Linked DNA regions of Homo sapiens: region 2 is linked to region 1. Evidence: chromatin contacts called from ENCODE Hi-C or POLR2A ChIA-PET data. All regions are on one chromosome and are shown on one strand. Each heading gives the region's core, a stretch centred on a gene start or an enhancer-like site at or near the end of the contact. The rest is flanking DNA. Distances are from core to core; before and after follow the strand shown.

Evidence for each region. Hi-C counts contacts between places; a loop is a spot of excess contacts on that map. ChIA-PET counts read pairs that join two places held with the same protein, here RNA polymerase II (POLR2A).
Region 2: a loop to region 1 is called in a map of HepG2, with 37 times the contacts of the local background. The contact joins the enhancer-like site here to the promoter of LINC02843 in region 1. A Hi-C loop is called at or near these places in 1 of 168 maps with a recorded cell type or tissue (HepG2). POLR2A ChIA-PET finds 5 or more read pairs at or near these places in 2 of 52 experiments (A673 and PC-9).

Annotation. Positions count from the first base shown.
Region 1 is chr9:88,648,529-88,654,385 of GRCh38, reverse strand. LINC02843 (long intergenic non-protein coding RNA 2843) reads left to right here and starts at 2,226. Exons shown (of 4, transcript NR_144626.1): 1 at 2,226-2,425. It overlaps LOC105376135 (a long non-coding RNA gene), which reads right to left and starts at 2,537. Exons shown (of 2, transcript XR_930098.2): 1 at 2,320-2,537; 2 at 1,513-2,197. RefSeq lists an enhancer at 1,358-2,557.
Region 2 is chr9:88,812,061-88,817,917 of GRCh38, reverse strand. No RefSeq gene overlaps it. Among named protein-coding and RNA genes, the nearest start is that of MIR4289, 69 kb to the right of the region's middle. Within about 2 kb of position 3,242, at least 4 of the 41 ENCODE cell types and tissues checked have a DNase peak (open chromatin) inside an H3K27ac peak, as active enhancers do.

The DNA.
Region 1 (5,857 bases), core at 977-3,476:
TTCCCTGCCTTAAACTGAGCTCCATGGCCATTCTCAGCTATGAGGGCTTGATAAAGATTAAGTTTTATTTATCTTTGCAGCCCCTACAGCAAGTAAAGATGAGCAAAAAGAGGTTAAACTCAGAACTAAAATGTCTAGAGCCACCTCCATCTACCCCACTGCAATGAAAACACAAGGACATAAGCATTTACTGCAGTATTGTTCCCAGTGGCAAAAAGCTGGAACTCAAATAAACGCCTAATGACAGAGGAATGATGAAAGAAATTCTGGCTCATACACACCACAACCTATTACACAGCCACTGAAAAGAATGAATTAGAGCCACATTGATGACTCTGGGAGATTTCCATGAGCAATTACAGAGTAAATGAAACCAAATGCAGAAAAAAAAAGTCTGTTTTATTATCCCATTTCTAACAAAAATGAAGAAAAGCACTCTCTAACATCTGTGCACATACATGCAGGTAAGCGCGAGTGAGCTGAAAATTATAGGCCACATACTGTTATCATGAGTTACCTGTGCAGAAGGCAGAGAGAAAGTTTGGGAAAGGAAAGAGAAGAAGAAGAGCAAAGAACAAAAAGAAAATTTTTGAAAAGAAATGTTATAATATGATCCATTAATGTATTAACTTAAAGATATATGTGTGTTCATATGCACGAAGAGAAAACTTTATATGTTGTCTCTTCTTTTCTGTCTCTTAAATCAGGCTTGCAAGACTTTGGCAATTTCCCACTTGTTTTGAATCCTCAGAAAATATCGTATCTCCAGAAAGTAAACAAAAATTGACCAGATAGCATTCCCTTAATGCAGTTCCAGTGACTGTTCTGGATAAGAAAACAACACTTCTACATTCAAACCCCCAATTGCCATTTGAATCTCATCAAATGAAATTTTAGTTTTTCTTTCTAGCTTATGTTTTTCCCTGGAGAAACAAGTCTATAAATGTTTAAAACTGGCACTACTTCTCATAGTGAATAAAATATTGTTGTGTAGAAAACTGGCTCCAGGAAATTAAAAATCAATATACTTTGAGAACTAAAATAGGATGGAAAAGTTGCTTTGTCCAGATTGCAATGGCCAGGCAATGCAAAACAAAAGAATTGCTATTATAAAATGAGAATTACAAGAGAGCATTTTTCAGCTTTGTATGAGAAATGCAATTGACCGAGTGAAAAAAATTAACCCTGTTTGTGTTTCATTCAAGTGGCCATCTCTGCAACTTACTGCTAATTTGCCTTCTTTGAATTTACCATTCCTGGTGGCAAAATCATTTGCTCAGAATTGTTCTAGTATTGCCCAGTCATACTTTTCTAATTAAGATTCCTTGCTGAATGTTCTAACTTTGACCTCATTTCAAAGTTACTTTCATTTTAAAGCTTGACTCAAGATCTTCAATTCTTATATCTTAAAAATCTTAAATGTTTTCTGTTTCTGTTATTAACTATACTAGGTTAGGGATATTTAAAATAACAGCTGATAATATGGTTTTTAAAAATTGTGAGAATGATTGCTAATGTCTGGCTCTCACTTTATTAAGAGGACATGGGAGCCTTTGAAAGATGGCTTGCCTGTCTACCTAGGGCTGACCCCCAGGTCCAGATTTGAGAGTCTGGGCTGGCTGACTGCTGGGTGGCTTTGGTAGAAGCTGGCTTGTCTTCTGGTTCCATTTTTCTCTCCACCCCAGTATCTTGGGTTACTCTGGAAAACTATGCGATGCCCATGTGCGCACCCAGTTAAAGGGCATTCGAGTCTTTGCCCGTAGAAATTTCATAAATAGAATATGTAATGAGCCATGCATGTCTTATCGCTAAGGAATCCAGGGGAATCTGAAACTTGGATGACAAAGTCTCTTATGGGTCTTTCCTTCTCACACCACTTGATACAGCACGACTATCTTGAAGTCAGCCAGCGGCCTGCAGAGGCGGTCTTTCCATCTGTTTCAGAAAACCCGGTGGCTTGTGCAACCTGGGAAACTTGCCCACAGCCATCCCACGTGGTGAGTCAGCTCTCTGGCTCCATTATCTACTGTCTCTTCCCAGATGTGACTCCCTGTTTAGGAGCAAGCAAAGTTATGGGGACCCAGGGGAGAAGCAGACACTCACCTAATGCACAATCCTGCTGAGAATTTACCCAAACCCAAGGAGGTGGAGATGGAGTAGAGCTTGAGTCCTTTCCACGACTGTTAACTGAAGATTTCTGTTGTGACATCACATAGAATTTTGACTAGCATTCACCAAGGATGAACTGAAAGCAGGATCTGTCTCACCATACACTGAGAACTGTAGAATATGCAAGGCACATGGAACTTATTTTCTTACGTATAAAAGCGTGTATATGCTCCTTATACATCTGTCCTAATGCTTTCCAACAGTCCTCACTCTAAGCCTCACCAAGACCCAGATGAGGAAACAAAGGCACAGAGGGGTGAGTCACTTGACCAAGTCACAGCACTGGAAAGGAACAGAGTTTCTGTGTTTCCTTCTCCAAGAGAAGCACTCTTGGCTATAGTGCTTCTGATTAACCAGTGATTCCCATACAGTGGTCCCTGGGCCAGCAGCATCAAAATCACCCAGGAACTTGATAGAGGTGAAAAGTCACTGAATAAGACTTACTGAATCAGAAACTCTGGGGAATGTGGCCCAGAAATATTTGTTTGAACAAGCTTGTCAGGTGATTCTCATGCACACTACAGTTTGAGGAATATTGAACTAGGCCTTTGGAATGAGGTTTTTCATTACTGAGTGTTTTAGGGGAATTCTTGGGCAAATATCAGAAGAGATTCACTAGGAGTCATTTCTGGGTACAAGTTAATAAATAGGTTTCCTTTCTGAGGTACTACATGCAATAGTCAGAACTGTAAGAAAGTATATTTATGAACATATCAATAAAAAATGTATTCACTCTGTGAAAATAATATTCCCCTTAGAAAAGCGTTCACATGAACTTGGTGATTGATCTCATAGGGTGCAGTCGGGAGGGGTCAAGAGTCACCCCACATCTTGTATCTCAGGTCAGCCCACTTCTTTCCATCTCTGCTCCCATCCTGGCCCCAACTATGCTCATCTCTCACTCAGAAATCTACAGTGGCTTCCTAACTCGACACCCCTTCTATTCTGAAGCTCATTCAAGCTGTTCTTCACATTGAAGCCAGAGTGATTTTTCTGCAAATCTGAGCTTAAGTAAAGCCCTTAAAGAATTACTATTGTTCACAGGATACAGAACAAAATGCCTAACAAAGCCCCTGAGTCAGTGGGACATGGTCTGCCCATCCCTTTACCCCAAGAGACATAGAATGCAATTCTCCATTTCACTGCTTGCTCCTAGTCACCCCAGCAATCTTTTATTTTCTTAAAAACACATAGCCTTTTATGCCTCAGCTACTTTCACGTTTGTCCCTCTTCTTTAAATGTTTTTCCCCTCATTTCACTGTTTAAGCCATATATACCCTTCAAAATTCAGTTCAAACCTCACTTCAAGAAAACCTTTATGTTTTCACCAGAGAGCTTACAGTGTTTGGCATCCCATCAAATATTATCAGGCATGAAAGGAAGGAAAAAAAGCCCCGTAATGGGCCGGGTGCAGTGTCTCACGCCTGTAATCCCAGCACTTTGGGAGGCCAAGGCGGGTGGATCACGAGGTCAGGAGATCAACACCATCCTGGCTAACATGGTGAAACCCCATCTCAACTAAAAATACAAAAAATTGGCCGGGAGTGGTGGCGGGCACCTGTAGTCGCAGCTACTCGGGAGGCTGAGGCAGGAGAATGGCGTGAACCTGGGAGGCAGAGCTTGCAGTGAGCCGAGATGATGCTGCCGCACTCCAGCCTGGGCGACAGAGAGAGACTCTGTCTCAAAAAAAAAAAAAGAAAAAAAAAAAAAGAAAAAAAAAAAAAAGCCCCGCAATGAAGAGAAAAATCAACAAATTGAAACAGTCCCAGAATGGGCACAGATGTCAGAATTAGCACACAAGGACATTAAAACATTGTTATAACTGTATTCCAGAAGTTCAAAAACTTAACTAGACACATGAAAGATATTTTTTAAAAAACACCCAAATTGATGGGATGTGGTGGCTCACACTTGCAATCCCAGAACTTTGGGAGGCCAAGACAAGAGGATCGCTTTAGCCCAGGAGTTTGAGGCTGCAATGAGCTATGATAGCTCCACTGTACTCCAGCCTGAGGGACACAGTGAGACCCTGTCTCTTAAAAAAGATTTTAAAAAAAGATCCAAACTGAACTTTAAGTGAACTGGAAGACATAACAATAGAAACTATTCAAAATGAAAAAGACAAAAAGAATTTAAAAGAAAAACACAAAATAGCAACACTGAGTGGCAGGACAGTTTTATGTGACATTCATATCTCGTGTGCAAAGGGCTCCTTAAGCATATTTGATCTATGGCTTTATAATTTTATCAAATTTGGAGATTTTTCAGTCATGATTTCTTCAAATATTTTTTCTGCCCTTCCCGCAACCTCTCTCCTTTACAGACTCTAGTTACACACATATTATAAGAAATATTGAAAGAAGTCTTCTAGGCAGAAGGAAAATGAAATGAAAACCAGATGAATATGAATGAACTGTACCAGAAATGATAACTATTAAATACATTGGTAAATATATATACTTTAGAATTTAAATCTTTTGAAAATATAATTGTTTAATCAAGAGTAATACCAATGTACTATGGAGTTCGTAACATACATAAAAGTGAATGTATGACAACAAAACCATAAAGACTATATAGGTGGAAAAGGGCAAATAGAAGTATATTATTTAAGCTTCTTATACTGTCAGTGAACCTGTATAATATGACTTGAAGGTAGACTATATTAAGTTAAATATTTTAAACCCTATAACAACTAGTAAAAGAACAAAACAAGGAGTTACAGCTAAAATCCAACAAAGAAGATAAAATGGAATCATAAAAATTTTCAATTAACTTTTAAAAAGGCAAAAATAGAGGAAAAGGGTAACACAGAATAAACGTTACAAATAGAAAGCAAATAGCAGGAGGAGATACTTAGACCTAACCACAGCAATAATCATATTAAGTATAAACGGTTTAAACACCACAATAAAAAGTCAGAGATTGTCATATTGAATCAAAAAAACAAGACCTAATAAACACAAGAAATTCTCTTTAAATATAAATAGACAAACTGATTAAAATTAAAATGTTCAACAACGATACACTGTGCTAACCCTTCTCAAAAAAAGACTGGATGGCCGGGGGCAGTGCTCACACCTGTAAACCCAGCAATTTGGGAAGCCAAGGCAGGCGGACGACTTGAGGTCAGGTGTTCAAGACCAGACTGGCCAATGTGGTGAAACCCCATCTCTACTAAAAATACAAAAATTAGCCAGGCATGGTGATGAGTGCCTGTAATCCCAGCTACTCAGGAGGCTGAGGCAGGAGAATCACTTGAACCTGGGAGGCAGAGGCTGCAGTGAGCCAAGATGACGCCACTGCACCCCAGCCTGGGTGACAGAGGGAGACTCTGTCTCAAAAAAAAAAAAAGACTGAAGTGGCTATATTAATATCAGACAAAGTTGATTTCAGATTAAAGAATATTTCCAGTGATAAAGAAGGAATTGGAAATGACTTTATACACTCTTGTATTATTTGAAAAAAATCAAATAATACAACGTGTAGCCTATTTGTGCATTTGAACATGTACCTATTTAGTAATTTAAACATTCAACACACTTTTCTTTAGGCTACTCCCTATACCTAGCACTGTTTAGGTATTGAAAAAAAAGGGGGGGGCGGATAAAGAAGTTGGACACAGCCCCAGACCTAGGGGAGCACAATCTGTTAGGGAGACAAGACACTAACTTTTTTTTAAGCTAAT
Region 2 (5,857 bases), core at 1,993-4,492, 160 kb before region 1:
CCTTAAATCTTAAAGCCTAATACTGAGACACTAAAGGAATTGGGCAAAGAATACCAAAGGATGATTCACATGCAAAAATGCAAATTAAAACCGAGGAGCTGATATCTTCCACCGTGCAACCTGAAAGGCTTTTTTTTTTTTTTTGAGTCTCACTCAGTCGCCCAGGCTAGAGTGCAGCGGCGCCATCTCGGCTCAGTGTGACCTCTGCCTCCCAGGTTCAAGTGATTCTCCTGCCTCAGCCTCCCAGTAGCTGGGATTACACGCACCCACCACCAGGCCTGGCTAATTTTCTTGAATGTTTAGTAGAGACTGGGTTTCACCATGTTGGCCAGGCTGGTCTCGAACCCCTGACCTCAAATGATTTGCCCACCTAGGCCTCCCGAAGTGCTGGGATTACAGGCTTGAGCCACCACACTTGGCACCTGGCAAGGCTATTTTATGTTGGTACTACCCAAGCAAACATCTATCAGTAGTAGGTTAGATAAATAAGGGAGGAATAATTTGAAAGTCCAAAATGAAGAGATTGGTTGAAAAAGTTTTGTTACATTCAAAGTAATGGAATCCCAGAAGGCCATTAACAATGATGTTGTAGGAGTGTGTTAATGATACAGAAAGATGTTGAAAATGTCAGGTTTCTTGAACTAACAGGCTTTGAAATCACGATTCTGTTTTTAAGTAGAGTGTATTGAAAACATTACATGTAAAATCAAAAAATTATTGGAATGACTGACATTAAAGCATTTAAAGTGGTTATTCCTGAATGGGGTAGTTTAGATAGTTTTAACTTTTTATCTATTTGTATTTACTATAAATACAATTTTTCCTTAAATTTCATTATAATAAATAAATAAATATAAATAAATTTCCTTATAATTTTCGTGTGTGAGAAGGAGAGAACAAAATTCTTATTTCAAAGAAAAATAGAGTCAACACTGCATCATCAGCTGGAGAAGAGCTGAGCTACCTTTGGTACTTCTGGTACACCTGGTATCCCTGCTACACCTGGTCCCCTGGCACACCTGGTGCCTTGTACATCTGGTACCCCTGATGTGAATAGTCCCTGGGCACACCTGGTACCCATAGCACACTTGGTCCTGTGGCACACCTGGTCCCTGGATGCACCTGGTACGCATGGCACACTTGGTTCTCTGGCATACCTGGTCCCTGGCACACCTTGTTCCTGGCACACCTGGTCTCCTGGCACAACTGGCACCCTTGGCACGTCTGATCCCTCCGGCACACCTGGTACTCTGGCACACCCTAGTACACCTGATATACCTGAAGCAAAGGAGTTGGCCTGTGACATTGCCCACTCAAAAAGTGAGCTGTTGGAGCACATAGATTACCTGGCCCCAGGGGAATCCCAACTTGAAAAGCCCTGGATCTGGATCCTGTCCATCCTTCTCCTTTCAGACTCAGTTGTTGTCTACACTGTTCCAGAGCAGGGACCATCACAGTGACCGATGCAGAGACCAACACAGCAGGAAATTCCACAGTAGACCACACTCCATGAAGATGGAGTGTCTGCCTCAACCCAACCCAGGGACTGACCACAGGGAGCCGGCAAGAGAGTCAGTCATCAGTCATGATGCACGGCGCTCTACCGAGGAGTCAAAGGCAGGAAATGAGAATAGACTGGAGGTCGGTGAAGCGCTTTGTCAGTGGCCAGGAAAGCAACAACCAGCTCCCACGCAAGGCTCTGGGACAACTTGAGCTCCTGCCTCACTCTCTCCAGGCCTCCCCTACACTACTTGTATTTTGGGACCAGCATGCTCGGAATATCTGGTATGACGAAGATGGGGCAGAGAGAGTGAGAGAAAGAGAGACCCAGGCCTAAATTTCTCCACTCGTTACAGGTGTGGAAAGTGAAGGAGGCTGCCCAGGAGATGTTTCATGAGTTCTGACTTTATGGCACATCACCTGGGAGGCGATAGCAGATGGCCCAGTACTAGTCCCAGCTTTGGAGCAGGCAGATCAGAAATGCCCTTCCCCCGGGATACCTAGGAAGAAGATGGGCCAGGAAGGCTGCAGAGTCCTTTCTCCCCTAAGTGACCTGCTGGAAATGCTCAGCAATTCTTGTTAGAACAACAGATCTCGTGCACATCCATAGAAACATGCATTTGTGCAAACAGAATCCCTTCTGCTTTGGTGCACAACCTTTTGCACAAATTCACGCTTTTGAGCAGACACTCCGCTTCTGGGGCAGGAGTACGTCACTGTATCAGTCTTTCATTTTCTCTTCTGGCATCTGAATACTCTCATTTCTTCTTAATTTTCCACCAGTTTTTCCTCTCGTTTGCTACTGATCTGCCTGGCTCTCCTTTATACCGCATCTGAGCACCCTGCACATGCCTCTTGAAAGTGAATGAGTGCCTTAATTGGAAAATGCTCTCTCATTCACCACAGGGAAGAGAAGAATACTCCAGCTAATAATGTCTTTTCCACAGAGCCCTCGACCAAATGACTCTCTCTGTTTTAATTGAGAGCCAAAGCTTTTGAAAATGAATATGTATCTTCAGGGATGGATAAAGAATGCAGTTTGATCTTATGGAAATGTCACGTTGGGATGTGAAGGTGATGGATTGTTCAAGAATCAACCAAAGAGGACAGCTCTGGCCCAGGCTGCTGAGGGACAACCGAGCTCAGATGATGCCCCCAGAGAGCAGTGGGATAACTGGGGAGGGACCACATGGTGGTTGCCAATGAGTCTCGATAGGTAGAAAAAAGGACTGAAATGAAGGCAGCAGCTAAGGACAAGGTGACAGTCTGTGACTTTGAATGGCATGCTATTTCCAACAAGCATCCCAAAGCAGAAATAAACATGGTTGGAAGGGGAGTGCAGAACATGAAATATCTACTGAGAGCTGAGGGCCACACCAGGGTGGTTAGGAGGGGAAAGAAGAAGAAACTTCAGGAATAAAAGCATTTTAAGTCTCTTAGCAACTGCCTATAGATGGAGACACGCTGGGTGGAGGCTGTCACAGGGCTTCTTGCGGGGTGTCCACCCCTCTGTTGGCCTCCTTGGACACCACTGCCCTGAAAAGGAGGGGAAAGTGCATTTCTCAAGCTGAAGCCCTGGCCAGGGCCTCTAATTTTACTTCCATGAGTGTGCCCTGATTGATTTTGAAAGGGAGGAGGTGGATCATAAAAAAACACAGCCCACAGCCGAGCCATAATCAGCTGCAGCTGCTGCTGGGATAGAGTCCTGACAGGCAAATGGCATCATGATGGAGCATTCCTTGGGACTGGCAACATTCGGCTGCCAGTGTGGGGGCAGGGAGGCAGTCTATTATTAGGAACATGCCTGAGATGTGAGTTTGCAGAATTCATTGCTCTAGATTAAAATCACTTTTGCAGGGAACAAACTCTGGAGATGGTGGAGGTACGTAGACTTCCTCTCAGCTTGAAAGATGTATCAAACTTTAAGAGGGGCTTGGACCACCCATTTGCAAATTGCTTTTTCATGCAGTTAATTTTATTTATTTTTCATCCAAATCTTAAAGCAGACCCCTCCTTTAAAAGTGTATGGCCAGCCGCGCTGGCTCATGCCTGTAATCCCAGCACTTTGAAAGGCCAAGATGGGTGGATCACCTGAAGTCAGGAATTGGAGACCAGCCTGACCAATGTGGTGAAACCCTGTCTCTACTAAAAATACAAAAATTAGCCAGGTGTTGTGGCGGGCACCTGTAATCCCAGCTACTCGGGAAGCTGAGGCAAGAGAATTGCTTGAACCCAGGAGTTGGAGGTTGCACTGAGCCAAGATCATGCCATTGCACTCCATCCTGGGCAACAAGAGTGAAACTCCAGCTCAAAAAAAAAAAAAAAAAAAAGTATATGGCCAATAGATCAACAGAAAGTGCCCTAAAGTAAAGGACTGTTTACATAAATGACTAAGGCACATAGGGACCCTGGAGGCTCTGACCTTGACCTGGGTCTGAGTGGGGAAACCCCACACGCTCATTTCTTAGCGTTTCTGCACGCATGTTTTGCTTATTAAAGAGAATTATAAATCCCATGCTTTCTAAATCTTTTGATGGAAAGCAATTTTCTTCCCAGAGATGAAAAGATGTTAACATGAAGGCGCTGCTTGGAAAACAGGGCACAGGACTGGCTGCATTTCAAACGAGGTGCCGGAGCTTATGCAACATTTACAACGGAATTCATTAAAAATTGGTTTTGCTCTCTGAGGACCTGTTGGAGCATCTAGGCCTCATGTGGGGGAGGCTGGGAGACTCTGTGAAAAGGATTATTTGGAGGGTGTATCGAAGCCCCCTGTAGGTGTGGAAGGTGTTTTCCCTTTTAGCTCAAGTCAAGAGCTCATCCTGCCCGCTTCCGTGTGAGGAACTGCTTCCTGTGGCTGTTAAGATCATGGGGAATGGGAGACCCACTGTGCTGGGAGTGATGCCCTGTCAGAGCCGGCTGCAGCTCAGGGTGCAGGAGGCCTGATGGGATGTGGGCCTGGTGTGGGAGGTAGCAGCATCAAAGGCCAGCTCAGCTCCCTCCACCTCTGGCTCCCTGAGTAAGCGACCCGCAGAAGTGAACCCGACTGCAGGTGAAGGGGCTGCGGTCACAGACCCTCCCCGCCCACCCAGTGAGAGGGGAGCTTGGCAAGCCAGAATGCACTATGAGAGGGTCAGCAGGAGGCCCTTCCTGGGCCCAGAAGGCAGGTCCTCAGGGCTCTCCTCCTCCTGTGGTCCCTCCTCCAAACCTTCATGTGGAGCAGTGAGCTCTCAGCCATAAGTGGAGAGGCCCTGGACAACAGGAGAGACCAGGCTCAGACAGACTGACTGGCCCTGAACTGGCCTGCCCGCCCACATGTGCCTGCAGGGGACGCTCAATTCAGGTCAACACAGGATTCAACACAAATGACCAAATTGAGACTATATTCTAAGACTGTGTTTTGATGGCTTGAGTAGACAGAATACTTCCATCAAGAGTTTTTTTTAAAAATAGTAAGAGAAGTATAAGGCCTGCTGCATTGCCGTCCCCGGGGAAGAGAAATATTCCCTCCACTGAAGACTTTCTTAGAGAGACAAAGAGAGTATTTTCTGATTGTGCCACGCAAGTCTAAACCAGCTAAAGTGCAGGTATGCGGATTTTATTTCTTATTAGCAACAAACAGTTTGATGATACGCCAAAGACAAAGAGGAGGAGTTGGAGATACTTCCATGAGCAATGCAAATTTAGAAAACCCAACAATGGAAACCAGAAACAGAAAGAGAAAAAAAAAACACTCAAAATAGGAAACAGAGAGGGAACAGGCCAGCACCTGGTTGGGGCCCCGCACTGGACAGGATTCAGGGTGGACTGTCCTTACCTGTTTTTCACTATCTGTCTTCATTCCTCCATTCAGAACACCCTCTGCTTCATTTGGATGGGCAATTGTCTTGGAGTAATTTTCTATGAAAAAGGGTGTGTTTTCCGTATTGAATCCCCAGGATCATGGTTTATGATGCTGGCATTGCAAGTCCCTGTGGCTCTTCAGATGCTGTGAGTGCCAATCACAGATCCACAGACTTTTCAGGCTTACTCAGTGTTAGATCCCCAAAGGCCCCTAGAAATAATCTTTTTCAGTGATGTTCACATGTTAAAAACACCAAAATACCTTCTTTAAATAAAATTGTATATAGAAGCCCAACATATAAAACCCAGGCAAGAGCCAGAAATCCCTGTCCCTCAAAAGGGGAAGGTCCCACAGTCCAGGTTCTGGGGATGCCCTTGGCCTTGCCCCATGGCACCTTAGTGGAAACCCTACTGTTTCTCAGAGCATATTTTGAAAACACTGTGCTGCCGCCGGGTGCGGTGGCTCATGCCTGTAATCCCAGCACTTTGGGAGGCCAAGGCAGGTGGATCACAT